Regions from separate parts of the Mus musculus genome. Here region 1 is linked to region 2. The links are chromatin loops, found by intact Hi-C in ENCODE. Cell type or tissue: heart. All regions are shown on one strand. Links, peaks and the distances in the headings refer to the core of each region. The heading gives the core; the rest is flanking DNA. Region 1 holds the start of Saysd1 (SAYSVFN motif domain containing 1). Region 2 holds the start of Nid2 (nidogen 2).

Region 1 (5,374 bases), core at 194-5,193, 330 kb after region 2:
GAATTTGTTAATGACCTGGTGATCTTCTGCTATCTATAGAGACAGACCTCACCCAAACCCCAGAATGATTCTTCCAGACTCTCCCTCCCTAGACCTTTATCTTTAGCTCCCATTCTTAGAGGAGATATCACATGTACTTTATAGTCTGCTGACCTCTATGCTACTTGATCAGAGGCCACACCAGATGTTAGGCCATTAAGCTAGAGAGCCCATCTTCAAGGTCACATGTACTTTGCAAAGGAACTTCTATGTAGTGGCACCTGAAGCTTTATTGTACATCTAGACTTACCTCTTAGAAATCCTTTTTCAAATTCTATTGTGTTTAAATATGCATGCCCATACTATATGGCCTGGCATCAGACTCTCTGAAGTCTGCTCCAGGTCAATGAAATCAATCTGAATCAAGTTTTCATTCTCACCTCTTTGTGGTTCCTTGAAACCTGCAGGGAGCAGGGACCCCCTCATGTAATAGATCAACTTAAATGATTTTAATGTGAGCAAGATTAGCCATTCTGGTATAACGTGATTTGGGGGTAGAGTGGGGTCTTTGTTTTCAACATGGTTTCTTCCTTATGTAGCAGTCCAGCTTCAAGTTCACAACCTGCCTCCCTCAGACTCCTAAGTGCTATGATTACAGGCATGCACCACTACTCAGCCATCTTATTGGGAGGCAGTCCTGAGGATGGAACCTAGGGAAGTGAACATGTTAGTCAAGTCCTTTGCCACTGATTTATACCCCTGCACTTGTTTGTTCATGTTCCCATTACCTTTTTGGCGGTGCTGGAGATCAAACCCAGTACATCATACATGCAAAAGAACAACTCTGGCCCTGATCTACGACTCCAGCTCTTAAAACTTTCTTTTAAATTTTGAAACAGGGTCAAAGTCGAGCCTTGAATTCACAATCCCCTGCCATAGCCTCCTAAGGAGCTAGGATTACAGTCCTTCCTTACTAAGGAAATCCCCACCCCTAGACAAGGCCATAAAACAGGGCAAAGACTCCAAAATGCCTGCCACCCATATTCTCCAGAAAGCAGTCCACCCCCATTAACATGTACTGGAACTCTGGAGGTAAACCAAAAAAGGCAAACTGACTTATCTTTCACCTGCTGCCCAGAGGTTAAACAAACAGATTCATCCCCCACACTTATTTCAAAAAGCAGTTTACCCAGAAAAGCAGTTTCTGGGTCTGGCAAAGCCATGCTCTCCCAGTCCCTGATCCTACATGGCACGTTCTCCTGTACCCTCAGGTACTGATCAGCAGGGTTTGGGTGTGCCAGCCTCTCAGAGCAATAAAAGTCTGCTTTGTGTAGAGGTCAGACTGGGTCTATTCTCTGTTTTCCTCATTTGACTTCTTACAGACCCAGCCCTATGTATGTATTTGGCTCTTGTTATGGTTACAAGAAACTAAGGCCCTGTGACTGCTGAAAAGCGTAGTGTGCTGGTTCATTTCTTGTCAATTTGACCCAAACTAGAGTCTTCTGGGAAGAGGGAATCTCAATTGAGAAATGAGAGTGCCAGTAGGCAAGTCCATGGCCTGTAAGCTAAAATAAGCCCCTTCCTCCCCACATGGCTTTGGTTATGGTGTTTATCAAAATAACAAAAACCAAACCAGGACACAAATTTCCTCCTTGGAGTGTTTCATATTTCCACCCAGGGATTCCAACCTCACAGGCAAGTACCTTTGCCAGGATACTCCTGTGTGGAACTATATGAAGCCACAATGAGATTCGAATGGGCTATCATACTTGTCCAAATTATTTCTACCTAGATCACTCACAGTTGAACTTGAATACCCTTCTCTAGTCCAAGAGGGGCCTATAAGCCCATGCACATCACTCTAGGCAGTTACAGTGGCCACACTTCCATAGTCAAACCCCGTTTTGCACAGGCCAGACCTTGCTTAGCTTCAGAAATCAAGCTGCATTCAGAACAGTATGGCCATAGTCTCAAACCTCTTTTTGTTTCCTGGTCCAAATCCCATTTCTAAAGTACAAGCTACCCGAGACACTGGCTTCCTCTACCCAAGGTGTGAATAAAGTGCAGCCTTAATTACTGCCACCTCTGAGCCATAACCAGTAAGGCCTTTACCCCCTCACTAGCAGTGGATGCAGCTCAGTGGTTTCAGACCCCAGGACAAGGTGCTGAGGTGTATATTTTACACACCAAGCAGACCTGGCCTCCAGGTTCTCCAAGCATCTCTCAGTCCCTACCTAGCATACCCTACCCCCAACCCTGAACTTTCCAGCCCACAGGCTCTTTACTATATAACCCAGACTTTTTTTTGTTTGGTTGGTTTTCTCTCTTCCTCTTCTTCCTTTTCCTTCTCTCTTTCTCTTCTCCCTCCCCTCTGTCTCCCTTCTCATGGCGACTTCCCTGGCCTCCTTCCTAGGGCCAGTGAACTCATCGGCACAAAAGCAGCTTCCCGATAAACCTATATATATACTAATCTGGCTTGAATTGGCTTACTTCACCAGTGGAGAAATAACTTATCAGTTTCTCAAAGCCACGAATCTCTGTCATTAACTCGCAGTGAACAACTGGAGAGCAGAGATGTTTCTTCAAGCTCCCTAGAGCTTCGCTTTGTTTTCAACTAGTTGCTGCATAGGATTGTCTGGGATGGAAAACGTCAAGGCCACGTATCATGTGCTGATACACAGAGCGGAAATGCGGTGTCCAGCCACGAGGCAGGCGAGGAGAGAGCGCACAGGACAAGGAAGAGCCAGATATCCTGGGTGTGGCTTGGGCAGGCAGGGGCGTGGCCCCCGCGCGGAGGCGGAGCTTCAAGGTGCAGGCCTCTCTCCTCACCTGAGGCTGGTTGGGCTGAGCCTGAGCGATGGCGGGGTTGGCTTTCCGTTTCAGGAAGCGTGTCAGCCAGCCCGTGGCTGTCTTTGGGGTCGCCGCCGCTGGCTCCGCCTTCGCTCCCGAGGTCTGTACGCTCTGACTGGACGTGGAAGGCTGGGCTACCAGACTGGCCCGTTTGCGGGCCTCCCGGAACTCGGCTAACCGCTGTTCCATGGTGCGCAGCCGCCCGCTCGCCGGTGTGTGTCCAGGCCTGTCCTCGGCCGCCGTGCGCCTGCGCACGTGGCCCTCTGTTGCGCCTGCGCGTTGCATGAGCCCGGGTCGGAATTTTCCAAGGCTTTGTGACGTCTGGTGACCCTCCTGTACCTGGAGCGGTCCTCGGTTCTCGAGAGGAGAGTGAACTGAGTGTCCCATCTCCTCCGGCTAAAAGGTTGCGTTTAAAGTATGAGAACCGTCAGATGTTCCGGCTCTTGCCCGGGCCGCAGAACTCAGTTCTGACGTGTTTGCTCCTCACCTCAGGTTCAGGGAAGAACGCATGCGGGGAAGCCAGTGGTCAGCACCGCAGAAAAAGCGTCTCGGGACGCGGGAGGAGACCTGTGATCTCTGGGAAGTTTCCCGTGTCAGAAAGGCAGGATGCGTCCTACCTTCTAACTCTTACTGCAGTCTATCAGTCTCGCTGAAGGTGTTCACACCTCCATTTTCTTAGCATTTAGTTTGCTTGCTACACTAGAAAGATGCATTGACTAGACAAGAAATGTAAAACAAACGAACTTACTGAGGAAAAACTTAAATACACAAACCTGGGGGGGGGGGTTGTCAAAAGACTTTAAAAGCTAAGGATAGGAGGAAGCCAGACTGAAACTGTCTTATGGCCATCACAGGGCCACTCTTGAACTCCCAGCAGCGTGTTTGCCTGCACAAAACCAAACGACCCAACCTTCGCAAGCCCCCACTCCTAACTGGGGAGCTACTTATGGGTGATGATTTCGGGCGGGGTAGAGAGTCAGTTTCATGTAAGCCCTGGTAGATCCTGGTGGATTGCTCCATACCCATGAATGGGAATTTGTGGACTTCTTAAAAAGTGAAAAAGAGGACAAGGTGCGAGAGGGGTCAATGTTGGAGGAGTTAGAGGAGGAGAATGCATATGACCAAAACATACTAAAAATATATAAAATCTATAAATCGTAACTATAGTGTGTAACTACCATCCAGTAAAGAACATTTCTAGAACTCTGGGTGTTCTTATCCTTTCTTGCAATTAGTATTTACCCAAAAATTAAAATTTTAGATCTTACAGTTTTACAGATTTTTAAAGCTCCAAGCTAAGTACCAAGGATTTAGCTAAGTAGCACTTGCAGAATTGAGTCTCAAATACTTGTTGGATACTACTGAGTTCGAGTCAAAAAGCTAGAAAATATTCATTTAACAAATGTTTGTCTAGGGCTATGTGTTGAGTTCGGCACCAAACATTAAGGATTGAGAGCAGGAGGCAGGGATCACAAATGAAATAAAGACCTTTGCTTTCTACATTCTAATTGGAAAGATTTTTTTGTTGTTTTGGGTTTTTTGTTTTGGGTTTTGGGTTTTTTTTTTTTTTTTGGTTTGTTCTTTTGTGTAATGTGTGTGTGTGTGTGTGTGTGGTCTGTATGTCAGTGCAGTTGCTTGTGGAAACCAGAAGAGGGTGTTGAGTCCCCTGGAGCTGGAGTTCCAGGCAGTAGCTGGGGAAGCATTCTTAACTGCTGAGCCATTTCTCCTACTCCCAAAGTGGAGTTTCTATGGCAGTGTCATGTTGAGAAGCTATGAAAATCTCTTTCTCATCAGTCATAGGCCTGTTTCCCCTTAGAGACTGCAAATCCTTTTTGTTCATTGCATTTGTCACCCGACAACACTAAAACCTTAGAGCACACAGGGAAGGCGCATAGAAATAATGCATGGCCATCTGTGGCCTGTGGTGATCAGTGTCCCTGGTAAATGCGGTGCCTTCAGAAGGGTAAGAGAGGAGGCCTGGCAGAACTAAGTGAACCAATAGGGATGATTCAGAGGCCATCTTGCCAGCACCTGGAGCTGGAATAACAGGATGAGCCAAGGTTGCCCGTGAAGGATCACAGAATGGGTAGGGAAGGGTGGGAAAAGGATCAGCTGAGGCAAACCGGGACTTTCCAGGCAAGTGCTGACATCTTCTGTCTTGATTTGCTGACCCATTTTCTATTTGCTGTGCTTTCTTCTTATAAATTTGTTTTGGTACTTTGTAAACTTAAGTCCTTTTTGGAAGAGGTTGAAAGATGAGATACCAGAAAAGATGAAAGGATCATGAAGAACAAATCCCGCCAAGCCAACTTCATTTCCTCTTCAGATGAAACTGCAGGATAGAGAGCTCAAGAGGTGGCTCAGGGGTTAAGAGCAAATGTGCTGCTTTTGTTGAGGTCTGGAGCCTGAATCTCAGCACCCACACCAGGCTGCTCACAGCCACCTGGAATCCCAGCTCCCGGAAATCCAGTGCCCTCCTCTTGCCTCCTCAGGTACCCATGCATATACACAGACACAGAATTAAAAATAAAAATGAATCTTTAAA
Region 2 (5,374 bases), core at 190-5,189:
GAGCCTTGCATTTATGCTTCATTTTCAGAACCAAATTGTGATGGTGAGCCTGTAAGGTCGAGGATCAGGTCATGACAGCTAGGGTAAGCTTTCGGGAATATTGCATGAATGAATGAGAGACTGATGAAAACCGGAGAACAGTAGTGGGTGGGTTGCTAAGCAGCTTGGTAAAGAGGATTACAAATTAGGTCTGATTAGTAGAAAAGGTGGCAGAGAAGAATGTTGTTCTAGGCCAACAGAGCTGGGCCCTAGTCCCAGGGTGGCTTGCTTGGCTTCACCCACTCAACAAATACTCCTTGAATACTCTAGGCACCGTGACAGGCTCAGAATAAGACAAAATTTCTTCTCCCAAAACATACTGATGGTGGCTAATCAGACCAGGGGAGAGATGTGGAAAGAGAGACCACCACGGTAAGCGTGGTGGAGCAAGAAGAGGCTTCTAGATCTGGCTGTTTTCCAGGAAAGCTTTCTGAAGACTATTGCTTCATGTCTTGAGGGATGCAAAGGGTCATTTATGGATTGGTGGGGACACTTATCCACCATAGGGAAGGGGACTAGTGTGTGAGCTATTCTGCGTCATGAAATATAGGAGGTGCCATTTGAGAGCCGATGGCACAGCCAGAGATGAATCAAGAGAAGTAACCTAAGTTACTTTGCAAAGTGAAAATGCCATTGAATCAGTAAAATCTTCGGTTGAGGGTAGAAGTTTAGAGATTAGACAAAACTGGGTTTAAAGAAAAGCTCTGATGCACACCAGTCATGTGGCAATAATCACTTAAAACAACAAACAAACAAACAAACAAACCACTGCCCAAGCTTAGTCTCCTTAGCACAGTGTCCTGCTGATTTGCTTGTCTATTACATCCAGCAACTCCTCTCAAATCAAATGTCTTAAGACAACAGATATTTAGTAATTCTCGGGGTAATTAATTCTTAATCAAGAATCTGTTGTGGCTTAACTGAGTGAGGCCTTCGCTTCAAGGGTCTATCATATGGCTGCAACCAAAGTCAGCCAGGGCTGTGGTGCTATCTCAAGACTCCACTAGCTCACCTACATGACTCTTAGCAGAATCTGGTTCCTTACTGGCTGGTGACCAGAGGCTGTCTGGAGTTCTTTACTCTGCATTGCTCTCCAAATGCAGTAGATGGCTTCCTCAGAACCAGTGGAGAGATGGTGTTGGCTGGCACGACAGAAAAGCCACTGAAGTGAATTCTCATCACTATGGCCCCCATTCTGTTGGTGAGAATACACAGGCTAGCCCACCTTCCTGGGAGGCTGGGTGATTTTACAAGGGAGGAAACACTAGGAAATCAGGCTGTGGGGATTCCGTCTTGGAATTTGGTTTGCCACTAATTTGTAGGACAGACCTCCAGTCAAAGTTAGCTGCTATTGTTATGCTGAATGGAGGAGATGTGCCGAGCCTGAGGAAGAATCCATGAAGGATGGAAGAGGTGACCTTGAACAAGTCAAATAATCTCACATCTTTGAGACACCATTTTGTCCTCAGCAAAATGTAAATATTTGGTCCCAAGAGGAAAAATGAGAAAAAAAAAATGTGCAAACTTGAGTTTGTTTTGTGTAAGAGCAAACATACCCCTCTCCAGCTAGAGGGAGCAAACTGCTGTGGGCCTTTTTTGTTGTGTTGATTCAGAGTCTTTCAGTCTGGTGTCTTCAAGAAGTTTTAGTATTTGGCCCCATGGGTCTTTAAGAATTACATAGCTGGATAAACACAAAGAGAAAGCTCTGTTTGAGAGTCCTATATCTTTAAGTTTTTTTTTAAACTACCTTTGCTTCTAAGGAGCCTGTGGGGGATGGGCCAAGCCGAGAGAAAACGGACTGTACGTGGGAAATTTCACCCTCCTGATAATAAAATAGTAATAAAATCTCATCCGGCTCCCAGAGGGGATGTTTATGATGGAGGGGGTTCCCCAACACCGGCACAGCTGCTTTCCAGGTTGTAAGGTTTCCCATCCTGCAGGGCAGCTCGGGTTACCGACTCTGTGGCCTCCCGCTAGGGCAGTTCCTAAACTCCCAGGCTTTGGGAGAAACACTCAGTGGTTCCGCCCCGGCGCCTGGCCGCCTCACTCCAGGCTCCAACTCAAGGGGGTCACACAAAGTAGGATTCACCGTCTGCTGAAGGGTGGTTTCCCCCAGGGAAGGCAAACAGCTGGGGAGGACATTTCAGAGGGTGGCAGTGTCCTTACAAAGGTTAGCCAGCGCTTGGGGATAGAATTTAGGAGTCAGCCTTTCACAAAGGCATGCTTCTCAGCAGGAAATTTGGGTGGGGCGGAGCAGCCCCCGGATGGAGACAAAGCTCCTTTGATTCTTTATCCGAGGGCCAGGCCTCTAGCGAGAGGGGTACCCCGGACCCTAGGGCAGGGCGCGAACTCCAGTGTGTTCATTACCCTCCCTCGCTCTGCCAACCCAGTGCGCACAGTCGCTCCTGCCCAGAGCTGCACGCGCGCCGAGGGTCCTGCCAGCCCTTGAGGTCACCTCCTGCAGCGTCGTAGCCTACACTGGAGAGTTGGGGGTAGCCCAGGAGTAGTTGGGACAGCCTAGACCAGACCGGGCCAACGGCCTCACCTTCCAGCCCGGCCACTCCAGCAAACTACAGCAGTCTTAGAAAACCTAATGAGAACCACATGTAGTGGCCGCTGGCGAACTTTCTCAGAGTCGCTGATTGGTCAGTGGCCGAGAGCTGTAGCCAATCAGCGCGCTGGGCGGGCCCGTATTGCGGACCAGAGGTCCAAGTTGGAGTCTGGCGGGCAGTGTGGCCCGCAGAGACTTGCGGAGTGGAGGGCAGAGCCAGGGAGGAGTGAGCATGTTTCGGGACCCGACAGCCGGGTGGCTAACACCGCCATCACCGCTATCGCTGCTGGTGATGCTGTTGCTGCTGTCGCGAGTCGGGGCTCTGCGTCCCGACGAGCTCTTTCCTTACGGGGAGTCGTGGGGAGACCAGCTGCTGCCGGAGGGCGACGACGAAAGCTCAGCAGCTGTGAAGCTGGCAATACCCCTGCGTTTCTACGATGCCCAGTTCAGCAGCCTCTACGTAAGTTCAGCTCCCGGAGGTGCGCGGTTGGGTGTGGGACTCTTAGCTTCTTCCCAGGGAGTGGAACAACCTCCATGTTTAACTGTCGTCCCCTCTGGGGACCAGGCTTAGCAGCGGCGCTGCAACTTCTTGATCCTTACTGTGGAGGAATAAGGATCGTTTCAAGGGCGAGCTGGAACCGTGCCCCTCTACTTTGACATTCTAGGCAGGAAGATGAAGTTAAGGCTGCGAGTGGGGTTTGCGTTTAGGGCGGTGGGGGGGGGGGGACTGTGCACGCCGGCAGAGCTATCTTAAGGGCGAGCAATACTGGAGAAAGATGGACCGGTTCGAGAGCAGCCGCACCTGTGGGTCGCAGTGCACTGGAGGGTGAGATAGGAGCTTGCTACCCTGGATGTGGCTCAACCTTGATTGGAGTAGAAATATTTTCTACAATAGGTGGACGGTAGGTGCGTACGACTGGAGCACGGTGGCTGCCCTTGGGCTTGAGCGACCACCACTATTTTGACCTTTTAAAAATATTAAAAATGTTGGGGATTCACGTGCCACCTCGTGTGTATGAAGATCAGAGAACTGGCTTTTTCTTCCACCTTGTGTCCTAGAACTCAAGTCGTCGGGTTTGACGGCAAGGTGCCCTTACCTGCTGAACTGTCTCACCGCCCCTTGGTCTTATTGTAGGTGGGCACCAACGGCATCATCTCCACCCAGGACTTCCCCAGGGAGACTCAATATGTAGATGATGATTTTCCTACTGACTTCCCAGCCATCGCCCCTTTCCTGGCTGACATCGACACTAGTCACAGCAGGGGCCGGATCCTGTACCGCGAGGACACCTCCGGAGCTGTGCTGAGCCTGGCTGCCCGCTACGTGCGCACTGGCTTCCCGCTGTCGGGGTCCAGCTTCACCCCCACCCACGCCTTCCTGGCCACCTGGGAGCACGTGGGCGCCTACGAGGAGGTCAGTCGCGGGGCTGCGCCGTCAGGAGAGGTAAGTGAGGGATACCCTGCAGCTGAATAAATTAAAGGGACGGCCTGAATTTTGTGTTGGATCTAAGGCTTTGACTAGGAGTTTCTTCCCTTGATCAGGCGTTGAACTGGATGAAACCAGTGCTTAGGCAGCTTGTGAGTGAAGTCTATTTATTGTCTCTGGGGGCATTCTAAGGCTCTCCTAAGTGGCTAAGTCGGCTTAGTGAAATGAGGGACTAAGGCTCAGATACCAAGAACCACCTATAAGTACACAAATATTTCTAATGATAGGTTCATTGAAGGGAAAAAATGGAAAATTGAGGAAGTTTTCAAAAGGAACAACCTCTTATTTTCCTACCACTGTTAATTAATTAATTAATTAATTAATTTTTTTGGTATGAGTTGGGCGTGGCAGCACATGCATTTAATTCCAGCAGAGGCAAGCAGATCTCTGTGAGTTCGAGGCCAGCCTGGTCTACAAAGTGAGTTCCAGGACAGTGAGAATCCACAGAGAAACCGTGTCTGGACAAACCAAAAGTAACCCATATTTTGTATGTACATTCCCAGCTATTGCTTTAGCATATTCTTGCCATTAGCAATGGTGGGTTCACAGTGCCCATAATACTGTTTCACTTGCTTCTTCTGCTGGATTGTATACTCTTGAAAGTGTGATTCTGTAACATTGAAACAGCTGTATCAGACCTCCCCCAGTGAACTTATGACCCTTCCTAGGGATCATTAAGGTTGCTCCCGTGTTTTTATTATAATCAGTACTATACAACACTTTTCAAGGTTTTTATTTTATTCATATGTGTGTCTCTCTCTGCTGGTGTTGGTAGGGCTAGAAGAGGGCTTAGATTCCCTGCAGTTAGAGTTGTTACTTACAGGCAGTTGTGAGTGGCTTGACTGAGTGTGGCTTGACTGATTGCATACAGGGATTTGAGCTAGCATACTGACAGGACTACATGTGCTCTTAGCTGTGGAGCCACCTCTCTAGCACCTCTCTAAAGCCAACACTGTCTTAGCTGACATCCCAGGAAAGTAGAGAAGGATGCCACACACTTCTTAGCAAGCTCCTTGTAGCTTTCCCCCACATTGCCTTTGTAACAGTTTGCATACTTCTGTCTGCAGGAGACTGTTTTGCAGTTTAGCTAGAGAAAGCACCAAAAACTCTGCTCCTAGCTTTGGTCTTAGCAACATGTGAAGTGGGCAATGGTTGGTCAGGGTAGCTTGCCTCATTCCTGGTGTAGGTAGAGACAGAGTCCTCTTGTGAAATTCCACCTGGGTGTATAATGGCATAGGAGCAAAACCATGTTTGCTTTAACTCCTAGTGTTTCTTGACTACAGAAGTGATATCATCCC

What was found. Hi-C counts contacts between places; a loop is a spot of excess contacts. Peaks named below come from ENCODE experiments on the same cell type or tissue, not always from the same donor. Only the 100,000 strongest peaks of a DNase experiment are listed, where the experiment ranks them.
Region 1: it touches region 2 in a loop (3-fold over the local background); 1 of 42 quality-filtered maps calls a loop at or near these places.

Annotation. Positions count from the first base shown.
Region 1 is chr14:20,080,070-20,085,443 of GRCm38, forward strand. It overlaps Saysd1 (SAYSVFN motif domain containing 1), which reads right to left and starts at 3,103. Exons shown (of 2, transcript NM_026209.1): 1 at 2,809-3,103. The coding sequence starts at 3,018. In heart, for the core only: no CTCF peak of the experiment used is centred there; DNase peaks (open chromatin) are centred at 2,772 and 3,012; H3K4me3 peaks cover 1,976 bases; H3K27ac peaks cover 2,082 bases.
Region 2 is chr14:19,748,516-19,753,889 of GRCm38, forward strand. It overlaps Nid2 (nidogen 2), which reads left to right and starts at 2,742. Exons shown (of 21, transcript NM_008695.2): 1 at 2,742-3,050; 2 at 3,726-4,034. The coding sequence starts at 2,823. In heart, for the core only: no CTCF peak of the experiment used is centred there; DNase peaks (open chromatin) are centred at 1,986, 2,696 and 3,916; H3K4me3 peaks cover 3,518 bases; H3K27ac peaks cover 3,164 bases.